Linked DNA regions of Homo sapiens: region 1 is linked to region 2. Evidence: read pairs that join two places in POLR2A ChIA-PET (ENCODE). Cell type or tissue: MCF 10A. All regions are shown on one strand. Links, peaks and the distances in the headings refer to the core of each region. The heading gives the core; the rest is flanking DNA. Region 1 overlaps HNRNPK (heterogeneous nuclear ribonucleoprotein K). Region 2 has its middle 140 kb from the start of SLC28A3-AS1.

Region 1 (11,646 bases), core at 1,371-9,370, 180 kb before region 2:
CGCGATGCCCCCACCCCGCTCCCACCCCTCTCCTTTCCCGCAGCCTGAGCAAGACGCCTTCGGCAACGCCCCGCATCCGGGCTCCTTGGCCTCGAAGAGCATTATGGCCGTAGATCTGGGTGCTGAGGACTGAGCCACCCCCAGACTGCGACATGGGCGGCGGTGCCTCCTTCCCCAAGCCCCAGGGAGTGTTTTTTTGTTTGTTTTGTTTTTTGTTTTTGTTTAAGTGAATTCCTGGCCCATTTGGCCGAACGAACGTTAGGATTAGTTGGAAGGTTTGGAGAAATGGATGAGGAAACAAATGTGTTAAATTGTTAAATTAACCTTGTGTGCCTGGCAGTGTACTTAAGTACTAAATCTCACCTAGGCTGGGTCATGACGAAAGCGGCTATTGTGATCCCGCTTTTGCAAGTGAAGCTGAGTGGTTCATTGATTAACCCCCATCACAGCAATGGTTTGGGCTAGGATTTAAACCTTTGATAATTGAGCCCCCTAAATCGAGGGCACTTTATGAGCCAATCACCAGTGCCAACCATTCTGGTCAGTCAAATAGTGACTATATCAGTGGCCCTACTGAGAAGACATTAAAAATGAGGAAATAAGTGTCTCACAACTGCAAACTTACACAAGTACCTTATATTAGGAGAGAGGTGTAGAAGCCAATTTAGTGATGATCCAAATTTGACTGGTGATGAAGTTTTAGTATAAAGGTATGCATTTTTTTTCCTTTTGGAGACTTAAATCTCCATGGATAACGTTCACATCTTTGAAAATCACCTATTAAAAATAATCATCAGTACCCATCTCTAGTTACCGACAGGAAAATCTTGGTATTTTTGGAGGATTCGGAGCTTTTAAATTTGTTTGTTTGAGACAGAATCTCACCCTGTCGCCCAGGCTGGAGTGCAGTGGCATGATCTCAGCTCACTGCAACCTCCACCTCCCCGGTTCAAGTGATTCTCCCTGCCTCAGCTTCCCAAGTAGCTGGGATTATAGGTGTCAGCCACCACACCTGACTAATTTTTGTATTTTTAGTAGAGATGGGGTTTCCCTATGTGGGCCAGGCTGGTCTCAAACTCCTGACCTCAGGTAATCCACCCTCCTCGGCCTCCCAAATGGAGCTTTTTTTTTGAGACGGAGTCTCACTCTGTCATCCAGGCTGGAATGCAGTGGCACAGTCTCGGCTCACTGCAACCTCCGCCTCCTGGGTTCAAGCAATTCTCCTGGCTTAGCCTCCCGAGTAGCTGGGATTATAGGTGCCCGCCACCACGCCCGGCTAAGTTTTGTATTTTTAGTAGGGACAGGTTTTCACCATGTTGGCCAGGCTGATCTCGAACTCCTGACCTCAGGTGATCCGCCTGTCTTGGCCTCCCAAAATGCTGGGATTACAGGCATGAGCCACCACACCTGGCCCCAAATGGAGCTTTTAAATTTGACAGCTGTTACCCTAGAAAAGCAGATCTTCATCACTCCAGTTTCTTCATTTTGGTAAGAAAAAGGAACTTTAAGGACTCCACTATGATACGTTTTCCAGAAAAAGTCACTAGTACATTAATACAGTTGTTAAGGAAATGTAAGTCTGTTGGCTTGGGATTTTTCCTTTCTACCACAGCACCTAAGTCTTGGGAGACAAATTGATTTAGCAAGGAAATCTAGCAATCTGCAAAATAATCCAGAAGGGTAAATAACTTAGACCCTTTTCTCTCACTGAGGTTTATTGATAGAAAAAAGTCAAATGCCGGCCAGATGTGGTGACTCACGCCTGTAATCCCAGCTTTTTGGGAGGCCAAGGTGGGTGGATCAGTTGAGTGCATGAGTTCGAGGCCAGCCTGAGCAACATGGGGAAACCCTGTCTCTACCCAAAACACAAAAAATTAGGTGGGTGTGGTGGCATGCGCCAGTGGTCCCAGCTACTAGGGAGGCTGAGGTGGGAGGATCGTCTGAGCCCAGGAGGCAGAGAGATTCCAGTGAGGTGAGATTGTGCCACTGCACTCCAGACTGTGAGAAAAAGTGAGACCCCCCCCCGTTCCCCCTCCCACCCAAAAAGTCAAATTCCTGCCTATGTTCAAGGTATTTAAGCACTAAAAGTAGTATACACAAGAATAAAACATGCCTCCTTCACTCAACTTTGAGATAAATCAAAACTGTGTGTGTCTGGGATTTTTGTTTTTGTTTTTTTAAGTGTGTCTACAAGATGCTGAGAATACAAAAATGAGTTGGGCTGGCCGTGGTGACTCAGGCCTGTAATCCCAGCACTTTAGCAGGCCAAGGATCACTTGAGCCCAGGAATTCGAGACCATCCTGGGCAACATGACAAAACCCTGTCTCTACAAAAAAAAAAAAAGAAAAAGAAAACATTAGCCAGGTGGCTGGAGCCTGTAGTCCCAGCTACTCCCAGAGGCTGAGGTGGGAGGATCCCTTGAGCCTGGGAGGCGGAGGTTGCAGTGAGCTGAAATGGCACCACCGCACTCCAATCTGGGCAACCCACTGTCTCAAAAAAAAAAAAAAAAAAAGTGAGTTCTTCACCTACTGAACATGGTTTTCCTGCTTTTTCCTTCCCAATAGATACTGTGATACTGTTTAGGAATCCATCTCTCAACTGCACTCCCTTGTAGCTTAGTTTAGCATCCTCAGACTCAAGGGTAGTCAGGACTGGTAATATCACCCTCTTGCCAGCAACTGGATTAGGTTTATGCATATTTCCCAGTTCACCTCAGTGAGTTGCAAGATTTGCAGAATGCTTGCAGAAAAGCTTTTCCTCACTCTTCCAGGAGAATTTTCAGAAGTGATTCAGGCTCCCTCTGGACCTGATTGACCTTGAATGTAAGGCCTGGAATTGCTGCAGTCCTTTTGATGGCAACCTGAGTTTGTTTTTTGGTTTTGTTTTGTTTGAGATGGAGTCTCGCTCTGTCGCCCAGGCTAGAGTGCAGTGGCCCGATCTCGGCTCACTGCAAGCTCCGCCTCCCGGGTTCACGCCATTCTCCTGCCTCAGCCCCCCGCCGCCCCCCCGCCCCGGTTCTATCAGCCGCCACCATGCCCGGTTAGCCAGGATGGTCTCGATCTCCTGACCTCATGATCTGCCCACCTCGGCCTCCCAAAGTGCTGGGATTACAGGCATGAGCCACCACACCCGACTTTGGTTTTTTTTTTTTTTTTTGAGACGGAGTCTCGCTCTGTCGCCTAGGCTGGAGTGCAATGGCGCGATCTCCACTCACTGCAACCTCCGCCTCCCGGGTTCAGGCCATTCTCTCCTGCCTCAGCCTCCCGAGTAGCTGGGATTACAGGCTCCCGCCACCATGCCCGGCTAATATTTTGTATTTTTTTAGTAGAGACGGGGGTTTCACGATGTTAGCCAGGATGGTCTCTATCTCCTGATAGAGATAGATAAATCTTTGGCAGAAGCTGTACCCTGTAGGCATAGGCTTTATTTATTTATTTGAAACAGGGTCTTACTCTGTCACACAGACTGGAGTGCAGTGGTGCAGTCATAGCTCACTGCAGCCTTGACCTCCCCAGCTCAAGTGATCCTCCTGAGTAGCTGGGACTACAGGCATGTACCATTGCACCCAGCTAATTTTTAATTTTTTTGTAGAGATGGGGTCTGCTGTGTTGCCCAGGTTGGCTTCGAACTCCTGGGCTCAAGTAATCCGCCTGCCTCGGCCTCACAAAGTGCTGGGATTACAGGCGTGAGCTACTATGCCTTGCAGGGGTAGGCTTTTGAAGAGATAGTGATGACCTCTAAATAACCTCTAAGCTTGCATTTTAAAGGTTAACAAAGGAGGAAGACATGATCAATGATGTGTCCATATAACTTTCCCCCCCTTGAACAGTATCCAAGTTAGATTATTCCAGTCATCAAGAGAGTCATCATTTTTGATTAGCTAAATTACATGTCAAGCTCTTGGGAATGATTATTGCTATATCTTCTATTTTCTATGATAGGCTATAGCATTAAAGAAATGGAGGGTCGGCCAGGTGTGGTGGCTCATGCCTGTAATCCCAGCACTTTGGGAGGCCGAGGCGGGCTGATCATTTGAGCTCAGGGGTTTGAGACCAACCTCAACAACATAGTGAGACCCTGTCTGTACAAAAAACAATAAAAAAAATTATCTAGGTGTGGTGGCATGTGCCTATAGTCTCAGCTTCTTAGGCGCCTGAGGCAAGAGGATCGCTTGAGCCCAAGAGGTCGAGGCTGCAGTGAGCTGTGTTCGTGCCACTGCACTCCAGCCTGGGCAACAGAGGAAGTTGCAAAAGTTGCCTAGAGCAGTGGATGGACAATAGACATCGCTAGTGGGAGGACATAGTTTCCCATATGTGCTCAAAGAGTTATGCATAGAAGTGAAATGGATTTTGTGGAGGTAAGACATCTCTTATTTTTATTTCTTTTTATATACACAAAATGACAGACTGAATCCCCATGAAGCCATAGCAGAAAAGAGATATGGCTCACTACAGTGTAATTTTTCTGTTCCTTTTCTTCTTGATTTATCCATATTTAGCATTTAAGATTGAGCACTTCCTTGAAATTGTCCATTGGCTTGCAGGGCATTTATATTTTCCTGGTTTTCTTAGTGTCATTGAAAGCTCTTCCTACTCTCTCCTTACTGAGTTTGGAATGTTTCCTATTTATAGGATATGACTTAGGGATAGAATGGAATCTTTCTGTGAAAACCATGCCTATTAATTACTTCAATTTCTGATTTAAAATATTAAATTATAATGGAATAAATCTATTGTTTCCCATTATATATCATTAACATTATTACTACAGTTCAAAGCCAGTTAGAGTTTTTTGAACCATATTTTGCTTTTTTTTTTTTTTTTTTTTGAGAAAGAGTCTCACTCTGTCGCCTAGGCTGGAGTGCAGTGCAGTGGCGTGATCTCAGCTCACTGCAACCTCCACCTCCTGGGTTCAAGCAATTCTCCTGCCTCAGCCTCCTGAGTAGCTTGGGATTACACACGTGTGCCACCATGCCTAGCTAATTTTTGTATTTTTAGTAGAGATGGGGTTTCACCATGTTGGCCAGACTGGTCTTGAACTCCTGAACTCGTGATCTGCCCGCCTTGGCCTCCCAAAGTGCTGGTATTACAGGCGTGAGCCATTGTGCCCAGCCCATATTTTGCTTTTAATTAGTGAAGTTAATATTTCCTACTTAGGAGGAAGAGCTAAGTATTATTTTAAAACAGTACAAAAATAAACAGGTACAAAGGATTATTTAACTTGGATTCCCTTGAAAACAGAATCTGGGGCAGGGGTTAAGTGCTGATATTTAATCTATGAGGTGCAATCTTTGGGTGTGGACATTGACGGGGACACTGTATTGTCCTGCCACTGCTTCATGGTGAGCTCAGAGAGACACAGCTAGTCACTCAGTAGGAGTGCTGGCACAGTCTTTGGGGAAGTCTCTCGACAAACTTTCTGGACAAACTGCCTCAGGGCAGTTTTTGGGAGGAAGGAAAACAAATTCCCATTGGTTACAGTTTGCCCCACAGGGAGTTAACTCCTCCATAATTCCAGGTTGCATCATCCAGCTCCTTTGGTGGTTACTCAGGAAGTCGTATCCCTGTGAGGTGTGGCATTTTATCCAAGTCTGAAAGTGAAGGAAAAGCCAGAAACCCTAGGTATGGGCTGGGCATGGTGGCTAACACCTGTAATCCCAGCACTATGGGAGGCCGAGGCTGGCAAATTGTCTTGAGTCCATCAGTTCAACACCAGCCTGGGCAACATGGTGAAACCCCATCTCTACAAAAAATTTAAAAAAGTTAGCTGGGCATGGTGGCACGCGCCTCTAGTTCCTGCTACTCAGGAGGCTGAGGCAGGAGGATGGCTTGAACCTGGGAGGCAAAGGTTGCAGTGAGGAGAGATCCTGCCACTGTACTCCAGCCTGGGCAACAAAGTGAGATCCTATCTCAAAAAAAAAAAAAAAAAAAAAAAAAAAAAGAGCCCAGGTATGTTACTCATTGTCCTGCCTGTTCAACCTTGAGGTAGAGCCTGGCACTTTCTAGGAAATGACTGATCAGCCCCAGACATGGCGTAACTATGGTCTAGTGAAACTGGTTGGCAGCAGTGGCAGCTGAGGTGGAGCAAGAGCTGTCATCCATTATTTTGTTGCTGTCCTCCCTTAAATTAGCAATGCTGCCTGTATAAGATAAACCTCTTTAATTGAAGGGCTGCATGTAATAGCCACTGAATGGCTAAGCAAAATTAAAAAAAAAAAAATTTTAAGGCCGGGTGCGGTAGCTCATGCCTGTAATCTCAGCACTTTGGGAGTCCGAGGTGGGCGGATCACGAGGTCAGGAGATGTGAGACCATCCTGGCTAACACAGTGAAAACCTGTCTCTACTAAAAATACAAAAAATTAGCCAGGCGTGGTGGCACGAGCCTGTAGTCCCAGCTACTCAGGAGGCGGAGGCAGGAGAATCACTTGAACCTGGGAGACGGAGGTTGCAGTGAGCTAGTATCGCGCCACTGCACTCCAGCCTGGACGACAGAGCAAGACTGTCTCCAAAAAAAAAAAAAAAAAATTTAATTGGCAAATAAAATTATATGTACTTACGTACAACATGATGTTTTGAAGTATACTTGCATTGTGGAATGTTTAAATCTAGCTAATTAGTAAATGCATTACCTCACAGTTATTATTTTTGCGGTGAGAGGAATGTTTTGAAAGGTTATGAGAAAGCTCACACGATGGAAGAGAAGGCTGGGTAACCAGACTCATAAACAGAAAACCGGCAGCTTTAGAGTTTTGAGAGCAGAAACTGCCCAAAGTTGTCTTCTAATTAGTGCTATTTAAAAAATGAACTATAGGCTGGGCATGGTGGCTCATGCCTGAATCCTAGCACTTTGGGAGGCCAAGGCAGGCAGATTAACTGAGTTTAGGAGTTCAAGACCAGTCTGTGCTGGGTGTGGTGGCTCACGCCTGTAATCCCAGCACTTTGGGAGGCCGAGGTGGGCAGGAGTTTGAGACCAGCCTGGCCAACATGGTGAAACCCCGTCTGTACTAAAAATACAAAAATTAGCCGGGTGTGGTGGCGCCTGCCTGTAATCCCAGCTACATGGGAGGCTGAGGTAGGAGAATTGCTTGAATCCCAGAGGCAGAGGTTGCAGTGAACCAAGATTGCGCCATTGCACTCCAGCCTGGCAACAAGAGCGAAACTCCATCTCAGGAAAAAAAAAAAAAAAAAAAAAAAAGACCAGCCTGGCCAACATGGTGAAACCGTGTCTCTACTGAAAAAAAAAAAAAAAAAAAAAAAAAAAAAAAGGCGGGGCGCGGTGGCTCACGCCTGTAATCCCTAGCACTTTGGGAAGCCGAAGCGGGCAGATCACGAGGTCAGGAGATGGAGACCATCCTGGCTTACATGGTGAAACCCTGTCTCTACTAAAAATACAAAAAAATTAGCCGGGCGTGGTGGCGGACACCTGTAGTCCCAGCTACTCAGGAGGCTGAGGCAGGAGAATGGCGAGAACCCGGGAGGCGGAGCTTGCAGTGAGCAGAGATCACAGCACTGCACTCCAGCCTGGGTGACAGAGCAAGACTCTGTCTCAAAAAAAAAAAAAAAAAAAAAAAAAAAATTAGCTCGGTGTGGTGGCTGTAGTTCTGTAGTCCCAGCTACTCCGGAGGCTGAGGCAGGCAAATCACTTGAACCTGGCAGGCGGAGGTTGCAGTGAGCCGAGATGCCACTGTACTGCAGCCTGGGTGACAGAGGGAGACTATCTCAAAAAACAAACAAAAAACCCAAAAAAACCTATAAGCATTACAGCTTGCTTGCATCATTCTCCTCAAGATTGAAAATCTCAGGAGAAAGAGTCTGGTTGGCCAAGCCTAAATCAAATGTCCACCCTCTGGGGTGACAAAATAACCCGTTAAGGACCAGGATTTCTTTCTCCTCAAGCCTATGTACAATGGAGAGAGAAAAACTCAAGGAAAACTGTGTGCAATTAGAAAGGGGAAACTGATGTGGTATTAATAAGATGTCCATTATAATTCACCCTTTAGCTGTTCAGCATTCAAGAATTTTTTTCTCATGTACTTTCAGAAATACTAGTATAATGCAGTTATTCTTCATAAGTTTCTCACCCCCTCTTCTGAGGGAGACAACCCAGTCTCATTATTTGCTGCATCACAATCAAGTCCAGGATATGTGGGTGATGTACATTTCTGCTTTAGCTTCAGCTTAACTGTGTTAGATCAAGTCCTAGAAGCAGAGCCTAAGCCAGGGATTTTTGTGCAATTGATTCACTTCGAGAGTGCTCTCAGTTGAAGCAGAATGAGGAAAGGAGCACAGGGCAGGGAAAATTGGTCAAACCATGATGCAGTCTCAGCAGTGTCAGCCTGATCCCGAGTTCCAGAGTCTGAACTATACACAGAATTGGTACCAATTTGAGACACAAAGTATGAATAAATGATCTGAAGGCCCATTCCAAGTGAGATCACCTCCACCTAGAATTTATGGTTTGATTGCATTAGTCTTAACTCTCCTGTTTCTTGGTAATTCCAGGGTAAATTCCTAGATATGCCTTGTGAGTTTTCTCATAAATTCCCATTCCCACTGATAGCAGAAAAAACTGGTCTTCCTTTTTTTATTTGAGACGGAGTTTTTCTCTTGTTGCCCAGGCTAGAGTGCAGTGGCACGATCTCGGCTCACTGCAACCTCCGCCTCCCAGATTCAAGCAATTCTCCTGCCTCAGCCTCCTGAGCAGCTGGGATTATAGGTGTGCGCCAAAGCTAATATAACTGGCACTCAATTCAGTGGTCTCTCCTTGACTATCTCGCCTTGGCTTTCACTGGTACTGCAAATCTTTTGCTATTCTGCCATCTGTATCCAGCCACTAGCTGGGCTCTTTATCTTACAGCTGCTACTATGCAGTAACCCTATCTTTCACCATAATGACCCCATCACAAGTCCCATTGGTTCTCAAGTGATGTCCCTCTTACGACATCTGGGAATCAAAGGAAAATTCTGTGGGGTGTTTGTGTCTGTAATCTCAGATCATCTCTGTGCCAAACATTGTGTATCTCTCGGTCTTCTGTGCTTTCTATCCCATGTGGTCATAGGAACACTTTGCAGGGTTTCAAATTAGAAGTGAGGCTAGTGCCTTGTTTTTGTGCTTTTGGCGTCCTTTTCAACCCATCTGGAGTTTCTGCTCTCTCATTAATCATCTCCCACTGCTCTTGCCCCGGTCTGAAATATAGGAAGGTCTCTGGGGATGGCCTGAGCCAGGAGCCGAGATAGCACCACTGCACTCCAGCCTGGGCGACACAGCCAGACCATCTTTTTAAAAACAAAAATTCTTCTCCTTTTTTTGGTTCTCTTTAACATAAAAACTTACTGGATTGAGACAGGGTCTGTCACCCAGGCTGTAGTGCAGTAGTGCCATCAAGGTTCACTGCAGCCTCCACTTCCCGGGCTCAGGCGATCCTCCCACCTCAAGCCTCCTAACTGGGACTACAGGTACGCGCCACCATGCTTGGCTAATTTTTTGTAGAGATGGGGTTTCACCATATTGCCCAGGCTGTCTCAAACTCTTGGGCTCAAGCCATCTGTCCACCTTGGCCCCCAAAATGCTGGGGTTACACGTGTGAGCCACTGCACCGAGGCTAATTAAATTTACTTCGAATCACAGCAATCTGAAGCAATTCATTACCTAATTCACGTGGAACGGTAGTAATTGAGTACTAAAAAACCTTAAAACTAATGAAAGGGTTTTTTAAAAGGAAATTTTGCTGTTTGGTTTGATTTTCTTTGCTATTAGATCAGATTTAGTATTTTACATTATATGTCTCAGTACAATAAAACAAAGGCAAACAAAATTTGAATAGTAGGGAAAGGTTTTAAATTCTTGAGATAACTAGTACAACTTGGTTTCTGTCTGTTGGCATTTTGGTAATTAACTTACAAAAAGTTAGGCTAAATTTTTGAAACTAAGTCAGCATTATACACCAGTAACTTCTTACAAAATTGTCTCAATATTCCATTTAATTAAAGAGCTTATGTTCACTTCTCCCACCCTTTGTGAAAATTCTCCCAACCTGTCCCAATTCTCACCCAAATTTTAAATACCATTTACCAATCAATAGCAGTGGCAATGCAAAAGGCCCCTCTCCCTCCCAAAGCTGTATATCAAAGATATCAATACCAGATATTCTTCAATCCATTAAGTCTTCAGTAGAATGATGTGTTTAAGGTCTGAAATTATTGTAAAATGCAAAAGTGAAAACATTTGCAGCTAATGGTCCATGTGTTACATAACTCATTTACAGGTAACAGATAAAAGCTTTGGAAGCCAGTGTTCTCTCCAGGGATGCTTTCCTTCAGTAGGATTAACAATTTGACTAAAGTGTCCTTGTCATTTTTCTTTAGGGGTAAGGGCTCATTTCACCCTGAGCAACCCCAACTCAACCACACTGGGGAAACCATACCACAGGTAGCATTCACTAGTTTTAAGTAATATTTTGACATTTACTTCATGTTCTTCATTAATCAAAAGATCACTCTACGTCCCTCCCCAAACTAAATGTCACTCAACTCTACTTCCCTTAAAAGACATTATTCTGTTCATACTATTAATACTTACATGAATTCTAGAACTGCCCAACTGTTACTTTTATTATACACAAGCCTCTGACCTAAATTCAATAATTACATTCATGACTCCTTTCCTATATAGTTGTTCATCTGTTTTGAGGCAGGAAGATTGCTTGTGCCCAGAAGATGGAGGTTGCAGTGAGCCAAGATTATGCCACTGCACTCCAGCCTGGGAAAAACAGCAAGACACTGTCTCAAAAAACAAAACAAAACAAAACAAAAACAGTTTTCAAGCTTTCTGGACAGCTGGAGGTTAATAAGTAGTACTTCAGAAATATGAGCCGGGAACCATACTCTGCAGTTATTTTACATTATCTCCGATATTCTCAAACATCAAACTAAAGCTATTTTAGAGAAAGGAACCAAGTAACTCACTCAAAATTTCTCATAGGTAATGAGGAAAGCTCTGGCTGACTATAAGAAAAAAAAAATTGGATGACTAGGCTCTCATTTTGCTAAATTACCACGTTAATTATGAGCCCAACTACCACCCCTGCCAGCTTTCACTTATAAATGCTAGAAAAACACTTCACACAAAAAAATACATAAGATTACTATATTTCCTTTTAAGAGGAACGTTTCAACAAATTTTACAGGTGTCAATCAACCCTTGTTCAAATCGGGCACACATCAAATCTAGCATCATGGGTGTTTTATTTATTTGGAAGTGAATTTTAACTATCAATACAAATGCCAAGATACTACACAAAACATCCACAGGAACTTTTTTCATCTTTTTTTTTTTTGAATTGTACACAAACATTTCCTACATAATCCAACATACAACAGAGAAATGGTACATCTTTTTCTTTCAATTTGCATACAATGGAAAAACAAGTATATATATATTTTACAAAGTTTAACTAATAAGACACTAGAGCAAATTGACAGTTTAAGTCTATAGGTGAGAAATTATCTAATAAAAATAATCAATTTTTTCAGCATTAGTCACTTCCATAACCAAGTGTTATTCTGATTAATAAAACTTGCTGCCAATCAGAATTCTGGTATATACTCATACCATTACTCAACTTGTAGTACTGCTCCCCACCTTAG
Region 2 (17,032 bases), core at 5,093-13,092:
CGCCACCACGCCTGGCTAATTATTTGTATTTTAGTAGAGACGGGGTTTCACCATATTAGACAGGATGGTCTCGATCTCCTGACCTCGTGATCCACCCATCTCGGCCTCCCAAAGTGCTGGGATTACAGGCGTGAGCCACCGCGCCTGGCCCAAGGGCCACCATTCTATAAGCCTTTCACAAACACAAACCTTCCAATCAGCTTTTTAAAAGTAAAAAAATTAATGAGTGATTAAGAATCATTATATGTTTAAGGAAATATCTTAATGTGAAACTATTCAATACAAAAGAGTTAAAATAGATCAAAAAGAAACTCAGGTAACAGAGACAAGGCAGAAAGCAGAATAAAACTTTAAAGAGGCTATCAATATCTTCAGAGAGATAAGAAAAGATATTGCATTAGTGAAATGAAGGCAGAATGCTACAAGAAAGGACACTTGAGACTAAAAAAGGTCTTTAAAAAATGTTAACATGAATTTTAAAAATTCAGCGGAAAGGTTGGAAAAGAAAGCTGATGAACATTCTAGGAAGAAGGTCAAAGAGGAGGAGGCAGAGGGGGAGAAGCAGTGGGAGGCTCTCTTAGTAAACAAGGGCCAAGGTAAGACGGAAAGGTTTGGTGACTTATTTGAGAGCCACACGACTTGGGAATCAAGAAGGAGCACAAAAGGAATGTGAAGCAAGGGAAGAGATCGAGAGATAGACTGACATACTCCCAGAGACAAAGCAGGCCGATGGTCAGGTAGATCCACACAGCATGCAAGACTTTTTTAAGATGGGTTGCAAGGAGTGACCGTATTTCCCAGCAATCTATGAGGAGGAAGGCGAGGGAGTTTATGTGCCCAGATCCCTCCCATCTCTTGCTTTCCCTTGGTCAAAGTTCACTCCATGGGAGTTCACTCTTCTGCACATCCAGATGGTATCATTTGGCATCTTTGGAAGCTGCCAGGGATGGCAGGAACCATGCTGTACAGTGTGGTGCTTCATCTAAGTCCTGAAATAGAGGGAGGAGCCAGAAACTCTGACCTGGGTGTGCAGCTGTGCCCACAGGGAAGGTTTTGACATTCCCAAGGCAAGTGACCAGTTAGCCCCAAGTGGCAGAACTGGCCAGTGGTGGTAGGTAAGGCAAAGAGGCGGCCAAGGGACTGAGGAGGTGCATAAAATTTGTGCCCGATGTATCTGAAATTGAAGAATCAAGGAAAATCAGGATATATATGTTATTTAGAAATAAAGATTTACAGCTGGGCGTGGTGGCTCATGCCTTTAATACCAGCACTTTGGAAGGCTGAGGCGGGTGGATCACTTGAGGTAAGGAATTCAAGACCAGCCTGGCCAACGTGGTGAAACCCCGTCTCTACAAAAAATACAAAAACGGGTAGTCCCAGCTCCTTGGGAGGCTGAGGCAGGAGAATCGCTTGAACCCGGGAGGCGGAGTTTGCAGTGAGACAAGATTATGCCATCACACTCCAACCTGGGCTGCACAGCAAGACTCTGTGTCAAAAAAAAAAAAAAAAAGAATTACAAGTTTGCAAATTAAATATTAAAACTCACAGAGTCATAAGTGAAAACTCCTGTAACTTAGAGGTATTAAAAAAACTTTTCCAAATATAACACCAATGGCAGAAAGCCATAAAGGAAACAATAGCTGGATTTAAAACTTCTTTTTAATTACAATGCACACCCAAAGCATTATAAATAAAATTTTGAAAAAAGAAATTTCAAAAAACTGGATAACAATATATGACAAATAATATCTTTAACATATAAAGGACATTTATAAATACATGAGAATAAGACGAATATCTCAATGTAAAAGCAGGAGAAGTTATAAACAATTCACAAAATAAAAAATACAAATGGAAAGAGATGAAGAAATAGTTCATATTTCTAATAAGTACATATGTAAATAAAATGCCATTTAAGCTTATCTTATTGATGAATACCAAAACATGCACTAATACCTAATGTTGAGAAGGTCACTGGGTAAATGTTGATGCATTGCTGGGAGAATTGTAAGTGTACCTTTCTGGAGGATAATTTTGCAGTATATATTGAAAACCTTAAAATACATACATCCTTACAGTTAGACGTCTGATTCAAGGAATTTATCCTAGATGAAGACACAAAAATGTATGGATGTCTGTTTATTCTGGCTTTTATTATAATGCCAACAAAACAAAACAACATAATTCTTTTTTTTTTTTATTATACTTTAAGTTTTAGGGTACATGTGCACAACGTGCAGGTTTGTTACATATGTATACATGTGCCATGTTGGTGTGCTGCACCCATTAACTCGTCATTTAACATTAGGCATATTTCCTAATGCCATCTCTCCCCCCTTCCCCCACCCCACAACAGGCCCCGGTGTGTGATGTTCCCCTTCCTGTGTCCATGTGTTCTCATTGTTCAATTCCCACCTATGAGTGAGAATATGAGGTGTTTGGTTTTTTGTCCTTGCGATAGTATGCTGAGAATGATGGTTTCCAGCTTCATCCATGTCCCTACAAAGGACATGAACTCATCATGTTTTATGGCTGCATAGTATTCCATGGTGTATATGTGCCACATTTTCTTAATCCAGTCTATCATTGTTGGACATTTGGGTTGGTTCCAAGTCTTTGCTATTGTGAATAGTGCTGCAGTAAACATACGTGTACATGTGTCTTTATAGCAGCATGATTTATAATACTTTGGGTATATACCCAGTAATGGGATGGCTGGGTCAAATGGTATTTCTAGTTCTGGATCCCTGAGGAATCGCCACACTGACTTCCACAATGGTTGAACTAGTTTACAGTCCCACCAACAGTGTAAAAGTGTTCCTATTTCTCCACATGCTCTCCAGCACCTGTTGTTTCCTGACTTTTTAATGATCGCCATTCTAATTGGTGTGAGTTGGTATCTCACTGTGGTTTTGATTTGCGTTTCTCTGATGGCCAGTAATGATGAGCATTTTTTCATGTGTCTTTTGGCTGCATAAATGTCTTCTTTTGCGAAATGTCTGTTCACATCCTTCACCCACTTTTTGATTGGGTTGTTTGTTTTTTTTCTTGTAAATTAAAACAACATAATTCAACAGTAGTGTCCTGGTTACATATAATGTCCAATATCCAAATATTGGAATGCCATTCGGTCATTAAAAAGGCAAATTTATATTTATAGACATAAAAGATAGCCAGGATATATTTTTAATTGAAAAAAAGGTCACATATGTCTTTTTTTTCTAAATACATATATTTATTAGGTATACATGAAAGGAAAACTAGGGAAAAAAAAGCATAAAGAAAGGTAACTTTTATTTGAAAATTTTTTGCAAAGGAGTTTAGACTTTAGAAGAATTTGCCTGCTGAATAAAAGATAGAATGTTGCATTTAAAGAAAATTCCCCACAAGATTACCAAGGTTGCAGATAGTGTAGTCATGGTAGAAAAATAGTTTTCTCACACAACTATCACATCTGTGAGGAACATCATATATTTGTAGATGTCAGCAACAAAAAAGGCAGGGATAAAGTTATCACTGTTTATGGCCGGGCGCAGTGGCTTACGCCTGTAATCCCAGCACTTTGGGAAGCCAAGGCAGGTGGATCACTTGAGGTCAGGAGTTCAAGATCACCTGGTCAACATGGTGAAATCCCATCTCTATTAAAAATACAAAAATTAGCCGGGTGTGGTGGTGGGCACCTGTAATCCCAGCTACTCGGGAGGCTGAGGCACAAGAATTCCTTGAATCCAGGAGGTGAAGGTTGCAGTGAGCCAAGATCTGCCACTGTACTCCAGCCTGAGCAATAGAGCGAGATCAGTCTCAAAAAAAAAAAAAAATTATCACTGTTAGAGAAGTCAGCACACAGGAGAGGGATGAGGTTTCCTTTGTTTTGGGGACTGCTGCTAGATAGAGTGATTCTGTATTTTTATTTGTTTATCTTGGGGGCAAAGTGCTTTTTTTTCCCCTCCGTACTAACTCATAATAGCAAAGTCCCACTTTCTCAAACACATAGAAACATATCTAGAGGAATGTACACCACAAGGTTCAGTACAATTACGTCTTGGTGTAAAATTACAGATAGTTTTTATTTGTTTTTTAAAAATTTTGTGCTTGTATTTTGTTTTTCTATCATAATGTTATTGCTTACATACAAATTCTGATTATAAAAGTAATACATTCTCAGTTAAATTATATATAAAACACTGAAAAGTGAAAAGAAGGACATTGAAACTGTCAATAAACTACCCAGAAGTATCATTTTGATGTACTATATTTAGTAAGTTTGGTATATATTCTTCTAGCAGGGTTTTTTTTTGTTTGTTTATTTGAGTCTATAATCTGCTTTTGTTCTTAACAAATATAGTACAGGCATGTTCCATTGTTTTTATATATTTTAGTATATGATATTTTAATATATTTAGTATATATATTTTGAGACAGAGTCTCACTCTGTCACCCAGGCTGGAGTGCAATGGCACGATTTTGGCTCACTGCAACCTCTGCTTCCTGGGTTCAAGCAATTCTGCCTCAGCCTCCCAAGTAGCTAGGATTACAGGCATGCACCAACACGCTCAGCTAATTTTTTTTGTATTTTTAGTAGAGATGGGGTTTCACCATGTTGGTTAGGCTGGTCTCTAATTCCTGACCTCAAGCGATCCACCTGCCTCGGCCTCCCAAAATGCTGGGATTACAAGTGTGAGCCACCGTGTCTGGCCTATTTTAGTAAACTTTTAATGGCTTCAAAAATTCTACCACATGTATGTGCCACAATTTACCTGCTATCAGTCATTTGGGTTATTTCCAATTTGGGGCTATTATTAATAAATAATTGTACTCCATAGTGAACATCTTCATTACGTAAATTTTTGTACATGCTTCAGATTATTTCCTTAGATTCTTGGGAATAGAATTACAATGTAAAAAAGTGGGAATGTTTTTAAGACCCCTTACACTTGTTGCCCAGTTGGCCTCTAGAAAGGTTGAGTACAAAAACCATCCACCCCTGGCCCCCTACGCACAGTTTGGACACTGAGGACTCAAACTATTCCCCATATAACTTACTGTCTACCTTAACATGACTTTGCTAGTCCAGTATCTTCATTATCATAATTTTAAAACTCCGAGAGACTCTTACCCAGGCAGAGTTCCTTGTCCATTACTGAAATTTCCCAAAAGGCCCATACACTCTTCAATGGACTAAAGATTCTTTGAACCACTTGCTTTAAAACTCCTCACCTTGCTGTTTCCACCAATCCTGGACTATTGTGTCATCCTTACCCAATCCTAATCATGCCCTCTTTATCTCCCCAGTTGAAAGACCCACCTTAAACCAAACTTTAAATTTCCAATTTTCAGTAAATTCTAAACTTGACATCCCATATCCTAAACACAAAGTAATATAGAGCTGGTGTTCTCCTTTACCTTGGTAAGCAATAAACTCAGCTTTGTCTGAACACCTTATGTTAGTGCCAGTCTATACATTTTTGCAGAGTATAAAAGCCCATGCCAGGATGTTATATTTGTATCACCATATCCAAAGAGATGATACGATCAGCTGTTAACCTAATCAAACAGCCAGCCCTATCCATGGAAACCTAACCAGGTGTGTTAACTGTAAAGAAGGATTTGTGGTAGGAACATCACACATCCCTTTTGCCAAGGACCTTTTGGTTTATGCTTGTGGTCCTGGTATAATTGTTAACAGCACTCACTCTCTTCCACTCTCGCAAGTGTCCTGGCTTGGGGTATGCATTCCTTCTGGTGGTTAATATTGAGTGTCAACTTGATTGGATTGAAGGATGCGAAGTATTGTTCCTGGGTGTGTCTATGAGGGTGTTGCCAAAGGAGATTAACGTTTGAGTCAGTGGATTGGGAGAGGCAGACCTACCCTCAGTCTGGGTGGGCACCATCTAATCAGCTGCCAGTGTGGCCAGAATAAAAGCAGGCAAAAAAATGTGGAAAGAGCAGACTGGTTTAGTCTTCTGGCCTCCATCTTTCTCCCGTGCTGGATGCTTCCTGCCCTCGAACATCGAACTCCAAGTTCTTCAGTTTTGGGACTCATACTGGCTTTCCTTGCTCCTCAGCTTGCAGATGGCCTATTGTGGGACTTCACCTTGTGATCGTGTGAGTCAATACTCCTTAATAAACTCCCCTTCATATATACATCTATCCTATTAGTTCTGTCCCTCTAGAGAACACTGACTAATACATTCCTACAAGCACTTTACTATCAAACAGGGGTCCTTCATCAGATTTCATTATGATCCTACCCATGTAGTCCTTCATTATTAACATTAATGTTTTACTGTCAATAAATACAGTTGTCAGTTATTAATTGCCTATAATGCCAAGCCTAGGGCTACAGGCTTTATGTCCTTTTTTTTTTTTTTGAGACACAGTCTCGCTCTGTCACCAGGCTGGATTGCAGTAGTGCGATCTTGGCTCACTGCAACCTCTGCCTCCCGGGTTCAAGCGATTCTCCTGCCTCAGCCTCCCGAGTAGCTGGGACTATAGGCACGCACCACCACACCCAACTAATTTTTTTGTATTTTTAGTAGAAATGGGGTTTAACCATGTTTGCCAGGATGGTCTTGATCTCTTGACCTCTTGATCTGCCCGCCTCGGCCTCCCAAAGTGCTGGGATTATAGGCGTGAGCCACGGCGCCCAGCCTTATGTGCATTTTTGATCTCATATAATTCTCACAACAGTCCTCTGAGTAAGGACAATTTTTATGGCCATTTTATAGACCTACTCAGAACGTAGTTCCCAGGTATGGCACCCAGGAATCTACTTTTGAAAGCTCCCAAATGATTCCAATGCATCTATCCATGGAACCATTGCATTGGTTGATATGGGAGAGGTGAAGATGAGATACAGATCTGTATCTAAGCACATCTCAAGATATGATACAGACATCCTGGCCACTTGGGGCTTAGAGCTCGTATGGCTATAAGTACACAAATGCCCAACAAGCATGTAAACTACTAGGATGTCAACTCTCAAAGTCCACCACTGGTGTCTGGGTGTTGTGCGGTTTGCATGGAGATGGAAGGCAGAAATGTCTGCTCTTTGGGTTGGAGAGAACTTTGGATATTAACTTCTTGGTTTGATATTTAAAACTTCTGTTGTGTCGATAGCCCCTCCAGAATAACTGTGGAAAAAGAAAAATATTTTAAAATATTCAAACCCAAATCGTCTTTGATTTAGACTTTTTCAGGTGGAGCAAAGCTTTCACATATCCTTGGGAGGAAAGAATTCAAAAACTGGATGTAAATAGAGCTGCGTTTATTGAGATAGGAGAGAGCGGATGCAGTGAATGAAATGTGTGTGCAGATAGTAATGAAGTATTTACCTATAGGAGTGTGCTGTTTGTATGTGCTCTTCCACAATTTACTTGGTACTTGAAAAATGTTGTCATGGCAACAGTATAACAAACAAGGTGGAATTGCGTACAGATGAATCACAACTTTATATGCCAGACAAAGAAGCGAATGTTCTATTAGGGCTGGGCTTATTAAGCTTAAAAGTTACAGCAAACATTTTCACGAGGTTTTCTTATTGTTTCTCATTTTAAAAAATGAGGGAGGTGCATAGACGGTAGAAGGTGTGGGATTATATTTACAGGATTTCCATAATATTACCATGGCAGAACACAGGTCGGCTGCATCAGCTTCACCTGCTGGTGTCCCAGCCTGTTTGACAGGATGGAGCTTGAGATGGTGTCTGTTCCAAGAACATATAGTTGAGGAGTTTACACACACGGGCACACGGGCACATACACACGGGTACACGTGTACACACACACACAGATGAACATGGCAAGAAGCTGTCATCTTATCTGGTGGAGAGAGCCAGGTATATAAAGCACTCCACCCAGGGGTGTGAGGCAGAGAGGGCTATGACCACACACGTGGTTCCAAGGACACTACGGTTGTACTTCCTGAAGGACAGGAACCCTTGAGGGAGCAAATTTGAGTGTCTTTTTTGATGCTTCGGGAATCTTTGAGTTCAATGAAGAGAGACACCATGGGTGGGCCACATAATCATGCAGACTCATTGGTTTGGGTTATGATTATATACAATTCTTTGCTCCAAAGTGGTCCATGTCCTGGAGCTGGAGGATGATTGTTTTGCGAGCACTTTTTGGATACAATCCCCTTCCTTGATACAGAGCTGCAAGCACTGATTGGCTGCTCTTGGCTATGAGTCTTACCTCACTGATTCTTGGACTTGAGACTGTATCTGTATCACCTGGAGAGGTTTGTTAAAACACATCTTTCTGGGACTCACTCCTAGAGTTTTAAAATTTGCATTTCTACCAAGAGTCTGGGTGAAGCTGTTGGTCTGTGGATGACACTTGGAGAGCTGCTGCTTTAGATGGAAACTCACCTGATAGAAAGGATGGGAATATTAGTCTTACAGTTTTCTTTCCCTTCCCACTAAGTGGCTAGGCAGAAATTCAGGGACCTCTCCAGTGGAGAAGGCTGGGACTTAATTGTTTGAAGTCAATTTGATAATAATAATAATAAAAAGAGATTAAGAAAATGACTGTCTTTCTTCAGATCCCAGGCAGTGCAGGAGGGACTGTTTTCTGGATTTTTCTGTGATTGAGAAATGTTAAGAATGGAGATGTAATAATGTGCTTCTCAGAGAATTAGTCCTCCACTAGCAACACTGGCATCACAGGAAGCTTATTCAAAATGCAAAATTTCGTACCCTACCCTCGATCTGAATCAGAATTACATTTAATAAGCTCCCCAGGTGATTCATACACATGTTAAAGTTGGAGAAGCACTGCTGTAAGAGACAGGCTGCCAATCTGGCAGTCAAGATACTTGAGTTTAGCCAGGTGTGGTGGTGCGTGCCTGTAGTCTCAGCTACTCGGGAGGCTCAGTTGGGAGGATTGCTTGAGCTTAGGAATTTGAGGCTGCAGTGAGCCCTGAGTGTACATGAGAATAGCCATTGCACTCCAGCCTGCCAGCATAGCCAGATCTATCTCTTTAAAAAAGAACATACCTGAGTTTTAGCCCAGGTCCTGCCTTTACCCAACTGTATAGCCCTTACTGGGCTTCGGGGGATGGGCTGGGGTGAGTTAGTGACCTACAAGTTTCTTGCTAGCTTTGGGGTGCTGCAATTCTGAATCATACCTTGGCAGGTCCTGACTTGCTCTGCCATTTCAGAAGGCTTCTGAAAAGTGTGGGCCCAAAGGTCTCTGAGGTCCTTGAGTTCCTTCCCTCTGCTGCCCCCACTTTACCCCACTGCAAGCTGGTGTGAACTCTTGCAGGAGGACAGCGCTATCTTGTGCCAAGGACATGACATCATTCCATGTACCTAAACTCAAAGGAGCCCAGTGTATAATCACTTACTATGGATGAAAGCTTGAGCAATCTGGGGAAAGTACATCCAGTCTAATAGCACTGTCTAATAACAAAGCCCTTGTCCTGAGTAGCCTTTAGGAAAGCAGCTGGGTCAGTCTCTGAGCCTTGACTACCCCCTTAGTAAGACACATAATTGCAATACTGTCATGCACCACATAACAACATTTTAGTCACTGATAGACTACATATATGATGTTCCCATAAGATTATAATATAGTCCCATAAGATTATAACACCATGTGTTTACTGTACCTTTTCTATGTTTAGATACACAAATACTTACCATTGTGTTACAGTTGCCTCCAGTATGCAGTACAGTCCCATGCTGTACAGATTTGTAGCCTAGGAGAAATAGGCTGTACCATCTAGCCTACGTGTGTAGTTGGCTATAAAATTAGGTTTGGAAAAGTGCACTCTATGATGTTGGCACATGACAAAATTCCGTAACAATGCATTTCTTAGAATGCATGCCTTTCATTAAGCGATGCATGACTGTGCTAACTTTTCATGCAGAAACAGCCTCCAAACTAGTAAAAGGCTGTCTTTAGGGTGTTTGAAGTATTTGTGTTTTTGCTGTATCGAAGCATTAAAATAGAACCATATGCATTTTCAGATTTGGAACATGAATTAATTAATATAAAATGGGCAGGAAAGATGTCTGGTGACTCAAATTAAGAAGAACCTCATATGGAAATGTTCAATCTGCTCTATAGGATAAACTATTTTTAAAGACTTCAGACACGTCAGTTTTCATATAAAGCATATTTTCTTAAGGTCAGCTCTGTGGATGGTGCACTTGCCCTAGTTCAGTGCTCACAGGATTGCATTTTGTATTCCTTAAGTAGTCCATCATCCTGACTTTTTATTAATTTAAGCTCATTTTCTCCCAAATCTGCCCAAATGAATTAAACATTGTGTGTGTGTGACCATGAGATATTCTTTCTTGCTGCTGGAGGAATTTGATTATTGGATGAATTTCTTTTGGCTGTTGTTGAGAGAAACTTGTGGCCCCTTTTGATTTGGTCGAATGTTGGCAAAAGGTGATTTGGACAAACGACATGATAATGCAAGGCCTAACACTTTCACTTCCCTTATGAGTGGTCTCTTTCCCGTTCTTTTGTCCCCTGGCACTTTGGTTTCGTTTCTATTGTCTAAAGGTCTTTGCTTGCAATTTCTTGACTTGCATTCATTGCCAGGCAGGCGTGAGGTACACTGGAGCAATTTTCTGGGAGAAATGCCAGCTTGGAATGGAGGCAGAGCCTTGATGTTTGTTGAGGGAAGAAAGGCTGCAAAAACAATAAAGCTGGGTTTTCTATGAACTGGCTCAGGGTCAGAGGGTAAAGGAAAACATATCCTTGGTAGAAATCCTTATACCCTGGAGCCTCAGTGGTTTGTCTACAAAGCCATCTGTTGAGATGGGAGTAGGAATTATGAGACGGGAGCCAGCTCTACAGCCCGAATCCTTACCGCGTTGTTTTGATTCTGTCGGGGGAGCAGCTACTTCTGTTAAAAGAATGTCAGATTCTAAGTGTGTTGGAAAGGGGATTTTTGTTGCCTTCTCTTTTTATGTAAGCATGGTGTGTATGTCTTTCTTTTAAAGGAAACTAGAGTAGTCTTGCATAAAAGCTTGGAGGGTTTGCAAAATCTATGGCAGCTTTGCTTGGAATAGCACGACTCTGGAAACAACTCAAATACACATCAATATGGAATTGCTTACATAAATTATGATACATCCATACTGGGAAATACATAGCCTTAAAAAAGCATTGAATAATCAAAACCCAATGCAAGCCATCCCTTTCTATATTGAGAGGGTATAATCTCCACAATACAAACTTGAGGGTAAAAATACAAGGTAAGACACACAAGATGTTAAGAACATTCAGCGTGTGTGTGGTGCAAGCATTTGGAAGTGGGGGCAGAATGTGTGTGATTACTTGAATACATGTGTATACACATGTGTATAGGCATAGAAATATCTAGAAGGGTGACAAAGAGCCTGGTAGCGCTGGTTTCCTCCATGGGAAAGCTAGGCTTGGGACCTTGAGAGACGGAATTTCCAGGGATACCTTTCTGGTTCTCTTTGAAACTTTTTTACTTTGTGAGTCAAACAGCCAACCAACAACCAAATTCAGAGGTAAGCAAATACTTAAGCACCAGGGGAGGAATGATGGGCAGCATGGTTGCGGGGTGCATCCGGGGGTCTGGAGAGGGGGTGCGCCCCAGCCGGCTGCAGCCCCGGTCGATTTTATGGCTGCAAAGGAGCCGCAGACACCTGCCGTCTCCACGCCCTCCACGCCGGTCCGCCCCCAGCACTCTGCACCCTACACCTGGCTCCCCAGGCAAAGCGGCCCCGCCAGGACGGGCACGGCTTCGCGTCCTCGCTCAAGTCCCCGATGATGGCCGCGTCCCGGCAGGCACGGTGCGAATTGACTGGGGTTTGGGGGAAACGAAAGCCCCGAAGGGGCCTTCTCTGCCAAATGTCTTCTTCCGTCGGCTCGATGGCAGCCCCCAAGCCTTTCATTTTCAATGTATGAAAACACTGGGGTGGATTTAGCTTTTCCTTTGGGAAACAAACAAACAAAAAAGAACACAAAGAGCGTGTGTGCGGGTCTTCTTTCAAAATAGTGGGGCATTTGAAACCCGCGCTGCAGCTGCGGGCGCTGCTTCAATCGCAAGCGTTTTGTTTTCTGAAAGCGCTTTAAAAGATGCTGAAGAGGAAGAGAGCGAGCGCCCTGCGCATTTTCGGAAACGGAAGATTTTGAAAACCTGTATTTATCCGCCCTTCGCAAAAAATCAGCTTCTCTAGGGCGAGCCTTTCCAACCTTTTCCGTCAGGGCACACAGAAAATGACCTGATTTCAAGAGCATTTGGGGTAAAACTGGAGGGGATTTCAGAGCGTCTCTGTGAGGTTTATTTAAAAATTAAATGCAGTTTTTAATGTTATAGAATTATAAGAAAATATGTATGAAGTATTAGAAGAAATTGTATGTGTTTTAAACTTCCAAATAAAATCTGCTCAAAATTTTAAATGAGAAAATTGAGCTTGTTTCCACGAATGTAACTTTTATTATGGAAAAATTTCAAACAGATACAAATAAAGAGAATGGCATAATGACCAGCTCGCCTCTTGCGCATAGCCAGGACCCAGATTAAACGGCTATCCACATTTGCCTTTCAGATTTCATCTACCTCATCCTCCTTTTTTTTTTTTCCTAGAATATTTAAAAGCACATCCCAGGAATCACTTCATTTCATCTGAAAACACTAAAATGCAAATCTCTAACAGATAGGACTTTAAAAATAACCAAAATACCATTCTCAGTTCCAATAAATTAAAAATAATTTCTCAGTATTATCTGGCATCCAGTTCATGTTCAATTTTTTTCATTTGCCTCAATAAAATGTCTTTTACTGTTGATCCGTTTGGGTCAATTCAAGATCAAAACAAAGTTTTCGATCGATTGGTATGTCTTTCAAATCTTCTTGAATCTATAACATGAATATAACTTTTTAAATGTATACTAATTTATATATTATACTGTGCCTGTTTTTAAAAATAGCTTTATTGAGATGTAATTCACATACTCTTGCAGGCTGAAAAATGATCCCTCCACTCCCTAAGATATCAGATTCCAATCCCTGGAACCTGTGACTATTACCTTATATGGAAATAGGGTTTTTACAGCATAATAAAGTTAAGAATCTTGAGATGGGAATATTATCCTGTATTACAAGAGTAAGCCCTAAGTGCAGTCACCTGTGTCCTTCAAGAGGGAGATTTGATACACACTGAAGGCTTTGTGAAGACGGAGCTGAGAGATTGGAAGATGCTGTCTGATTGGAATGACACAGCTATAAGCCTGGAATTGACAGCAGACACCAGAAGGTGGAAGAGGCGGGAGGGGCCCTGCCAGCACCTTGATGCTGCCGTGGGGCTTCTGGCCTCCAGAACTGTGAGAGAATAAATTTTTGTTGTTTTAAGCAATCACGTTTGTGGTAAATTGTTGCAGTAGCCACAGAAAACGAATACCCCCACCATACAACTCACTCATTTAAAGTATACAATTTAATGATTTTTGTTTGTTTGTTTGCTTTTGAGATAGAGTCTTACTCTGCGGCCCAGGCTGGAGTGCAGTAGCGTGATCTCGGCTCACTGCAAATTCTGCTACCCAGGTTCAAGCGATTCTCCTGCCTCAGTCTCCTGAATTTAATGGTTTTTAGTATATTCACAGTTATGTGTCCATCACCACAGTCAATTTTAGAACACTTTATCACCCCGGAAAGAAAAATTGTATCTATTGGCAATCACTCACATTCCCTCCATCCCCCAGCCCTGGGCAACTACTAGTCTCCTTTCTGTTTCTTCAGATTTGCCTATTCTGGACATTTTACATAAACGGAATAATACAATACATGGTCTCTTGTGTCTGGCTTCTTAGTGTAATGTTGTCAAGGTTCATCCATGTTGTAGCATGTATCTGTACCTCATTCATTTTTATTGCTGAATAAGAACATAGCTGTAATATTAATTTATAATCTTAAAATATCTGTGAGGAAATCCTGATGAAGATTTTTTTTTATGGCAATCTTTTCAAGGTGTCAGTAGTCACTATTTATACTTTGCACAAGCCAGGGATTTAAAATGTTTAATTTATTTAAATCTAATGGTTTAATGTTTAAACCATTCTAAAATTTACAATTAAAATTTTATTTAAGGAATCTAACAGCTCATTCTTTGCTTTCATTGACAAATATGTTACTGGAATTTCTTGTGGTAGTGTGAATGGATTTCAAGTCTGATAGAAATTTTTCATAGCAAGTTTTTCAAGATAATGATGAAGCTCTGTTAGTGCTCAGGCACCATGAAGAAGAGGGCACGGGAGCCAAAAATGGGTAGAAGTATAGGCAATGTGAAGACAAAGCCTGGGGCCATACCTGACGGGTGTGCCAGTAGCCTCAGCTTAGCCTTCCCAGACCTGCCGCCTATTCCCCAGCGGCTGCAGCAGCCCCTGCCCCTGGGGACAGAGGTGTGCTGTAAGGGGCTGCTGAGCCAGGTGAGAGGGCATCTCTTTGGTTTCTCACATCCTATTACAATGGGACAAGAAGTCTGCGTGTCTCTGTGTCATTCATTGTACTTCCCCCACCAGGGCCCACTTCCCTGGGGCTGCCCTTTGAGAAACACTAGACTAGGTGCCCCAAGTTGGAGGTGGCCAGCAGCACCCTGTGACACGGTCGTGGCTCCCACTGTGGCACACTCATTGTAAAGCTCTGCTCTAGGTTGGCCACAAGCATTTGGGGCCTGTGTGTGTGGGAAATGGCAGGAGGGCACAGAGAGTTAATTTCATATGGCTACTTTCTATGGACCAGTGACTGCTGTGGGCCTATTTCCCTCCTTTCTGAACATTGGTGTCTGTTGTGGTTATCTTTCCTTGCAGCAACATTGTAAGTTGGGAGTTTGGGAAGCAGATAACTTGTCATGTAGATCATAGTTCTAATGAGCAAAACTGTACTCAAGGAGTTGCACCTGAGCAGTTCTGCCTTCATTGGGGCTCAGGCGATGAGGTCATGGACTTTGAGTTGATGCTATAATGAGATGAGATTTTGGAGATCTTTGAAGGGGGTTAGTGTATTTGACTTTTGGCAGGGATGCAAATTATTGTGGCTAGATGGCAGAATGTCTGAAAAGTAGTTACCATCAATTCCTTCCCTCTCTGTGTATTCATGCCATCCCTCCATTAGGAGACAGATTCGTTTCCTCTCTGCCCCCTTGAATCTGGGCTGCTCTATGAATGCTTTGACCAATACAGTACAGCGGAAGTGATGCTCTAAAATTTATGTAAGAATTCAACAACTTAGAATATCCAAAACAATCTTGTAAAAGAAAAAATAAGTTAGAGGACTTGTCCAAGTGCAGTGGCTCATGCCTGTAATCCCAACACTTTGGGAGGCTGAGGTGGGCAGACAGCTTGAGCCCAGGAGTTTGAGACCAGCCTGGGCAAAATAGTGAGACCCTATCTCTACAGAAAATTAAAAAAAAAAATTAGCCAGGTGTGGTGGCATATGCCTTTAGTCCCAGCTACTCAGGAGGCTGAGGTGGGAAGATTGCTTGAGCCCAGGTGTTCGAGGCTTCAATGAGGCAAGATTGCACCACTGCAGTCCAGCGTGGGTGAAAAAATGAGACCCTGTCTCAAAAAAAAAAAAAGTTAGAAGTCTCACATTACCAGATTTCAAAGTATTCTCTAACTTTGTAATTAAGTGTGATATTGGTGTAAGAATACACATATGAATCAATGTAACAGAATAGAGTTTAGAAATAGACCCATGCGTATGTGGCTAATTGAGCTTTACAAAGGTGCCAAGGTAATTCAGTAGAGAAAGAATAATCTTCTCACAAATGATGTTGGAACAACAGGATAAATATATGAAAATATGAATATTAATCCCTATCTCATACCACACACAAAAATTAGTTCAAGATGGATCAGAGACTAAGTGGAAAAACTACAACTATGAAGTTTTCATGAAATAAAAATAAAGTCTTCTCAAACTTGGGTAGGTAAACATTTCTTGGAGAAGACACAGAAATCACCAAACATAAAAAAAATTGATGTATTGGACATCGTGAAAATTTTACAAATTCTGCTTATCAAAAGTACCATTAAGAAAATGAAAGGCAAGCCACATATGGTGGATGTGGGGGTGGAGACATATCTGAGAAAGGACATTTATCCACATATATTAAAAATTTCTACAAATCCGTAACAAAATAAAAACCATGTAATAAAAAAAATAGGCAAAAGACATGAACAGACACTCTGTAAACAAACTAATAAGAATGGCCACTAAGCATATGAAAGGTGTTCAACGTTATCAGTCATCAGGAAATGCAAATTAAAAATCACAGTGAGTGACCACATTTTAAAAGTAGCTAAAATTAGTCAGACAACACAAACGTTGGCAAATATGTGGAGCAACTGGAATTCTCATAATTTGCAGGTGGGAACAGGGTGTGTTATTAATGACTTTGGAAAGCCTTTTGTCTGCCTGTTTAAAAAAGTTATACATACACCTACCTATGAGCCAGCAACTCTACTCCTAGATATTTACCCAAGAGAAATAAAATAATACATCTATAGCAAGACTATATAAGAAATTTGTATAAGAAATTTATGGCAGGAAAGGCTGGGTGCTCACGCCTGTAATCCCAGCACTTTGGGAGGCTGAGGCAGGTGGATCACCTGACGTCAGGAGTTTGAGACCAGAATGACCAACATGGTGAAACCTCGTCTCTGCTAAAAATACAAAAATTAGCCTAGCGTGGTAGTGGGCACCTGTAATCCCAGCTACATGGGAGGCTGAGGTAGGAGAATTGCTTGAACCTGGGAACAGAGGTTGCAGTGTGCTGAGACTACACCATTGCACTGCAGCCTGGGCAACAAGAGCGAAACTCTGTCTCAAAAGAAAAACAAAGAATATTTATGGCAGCTTTATGAATAATTGCCAAAATCTGAAGACAACCTGCATAACTGTCAATAAGAGAATGAATTAACAAATTGTGGTTTAGTTTTATAATGGAATATGGCTCAGCAACAAAAAGAGCAAATTACTGATATATATAACAACATGGATAGGTCTCAAGCACATTATACTGAAGGAGGAAGCTAGGAAC

The links. ChIA-PET counts read pairs that join two places held together with the same protein. Peaks named below come from ENCODE experiments on the same cell type or tissue, not always from the same donor. Only the 100,000 strongest peaks of a DNase experiment are listed, where the experiment ranks them.
Region 1: POLR2A ChIA-PET joins it to region 2 with 24 read pairs; 3 of 35 experiments call an interaction of 5 or more read pairs at or near these places.

Annotation. Positions count from the first base shown.
Region 1 is chr9:83,956,951-83,968,596 of GRCh38, forward strand. It overlaps HNRNPK (heterogeneous nuclear ribonucleoprotein K), which reads right to left. Exons shown (of 17, transcript NM_031263.4): 17 at 11,133-11,646. It also overlaps a transcript of QNG1 not described here. Among named protein-coding and RNA genes, the nearest start is that of QNG1, 6.0 kb to the left of the region's middle. RefSeq lists an enhancer at 5,738-6,368. In MCF 10A, for the core only: no CTCF peak of the experiment used is centred there; DNase peaks (open chromatin) are centred at 2,291, 5,471 and 6,031.
Region 2 is chr9:84,128,925-84,145,956 of GRCh38, forward strand. No RefSeq gene overlaps it. Among named protein-coding and RNA genes, the nearest start is that of SLC28A3-AS1, 140 kb to the right of the region's middle. In MCF 10A, for the core only: no CTCF peak of the experiment used is centred there; DNase peaks (open chromatin) are centred at 7,427, 9,207 and 10,587.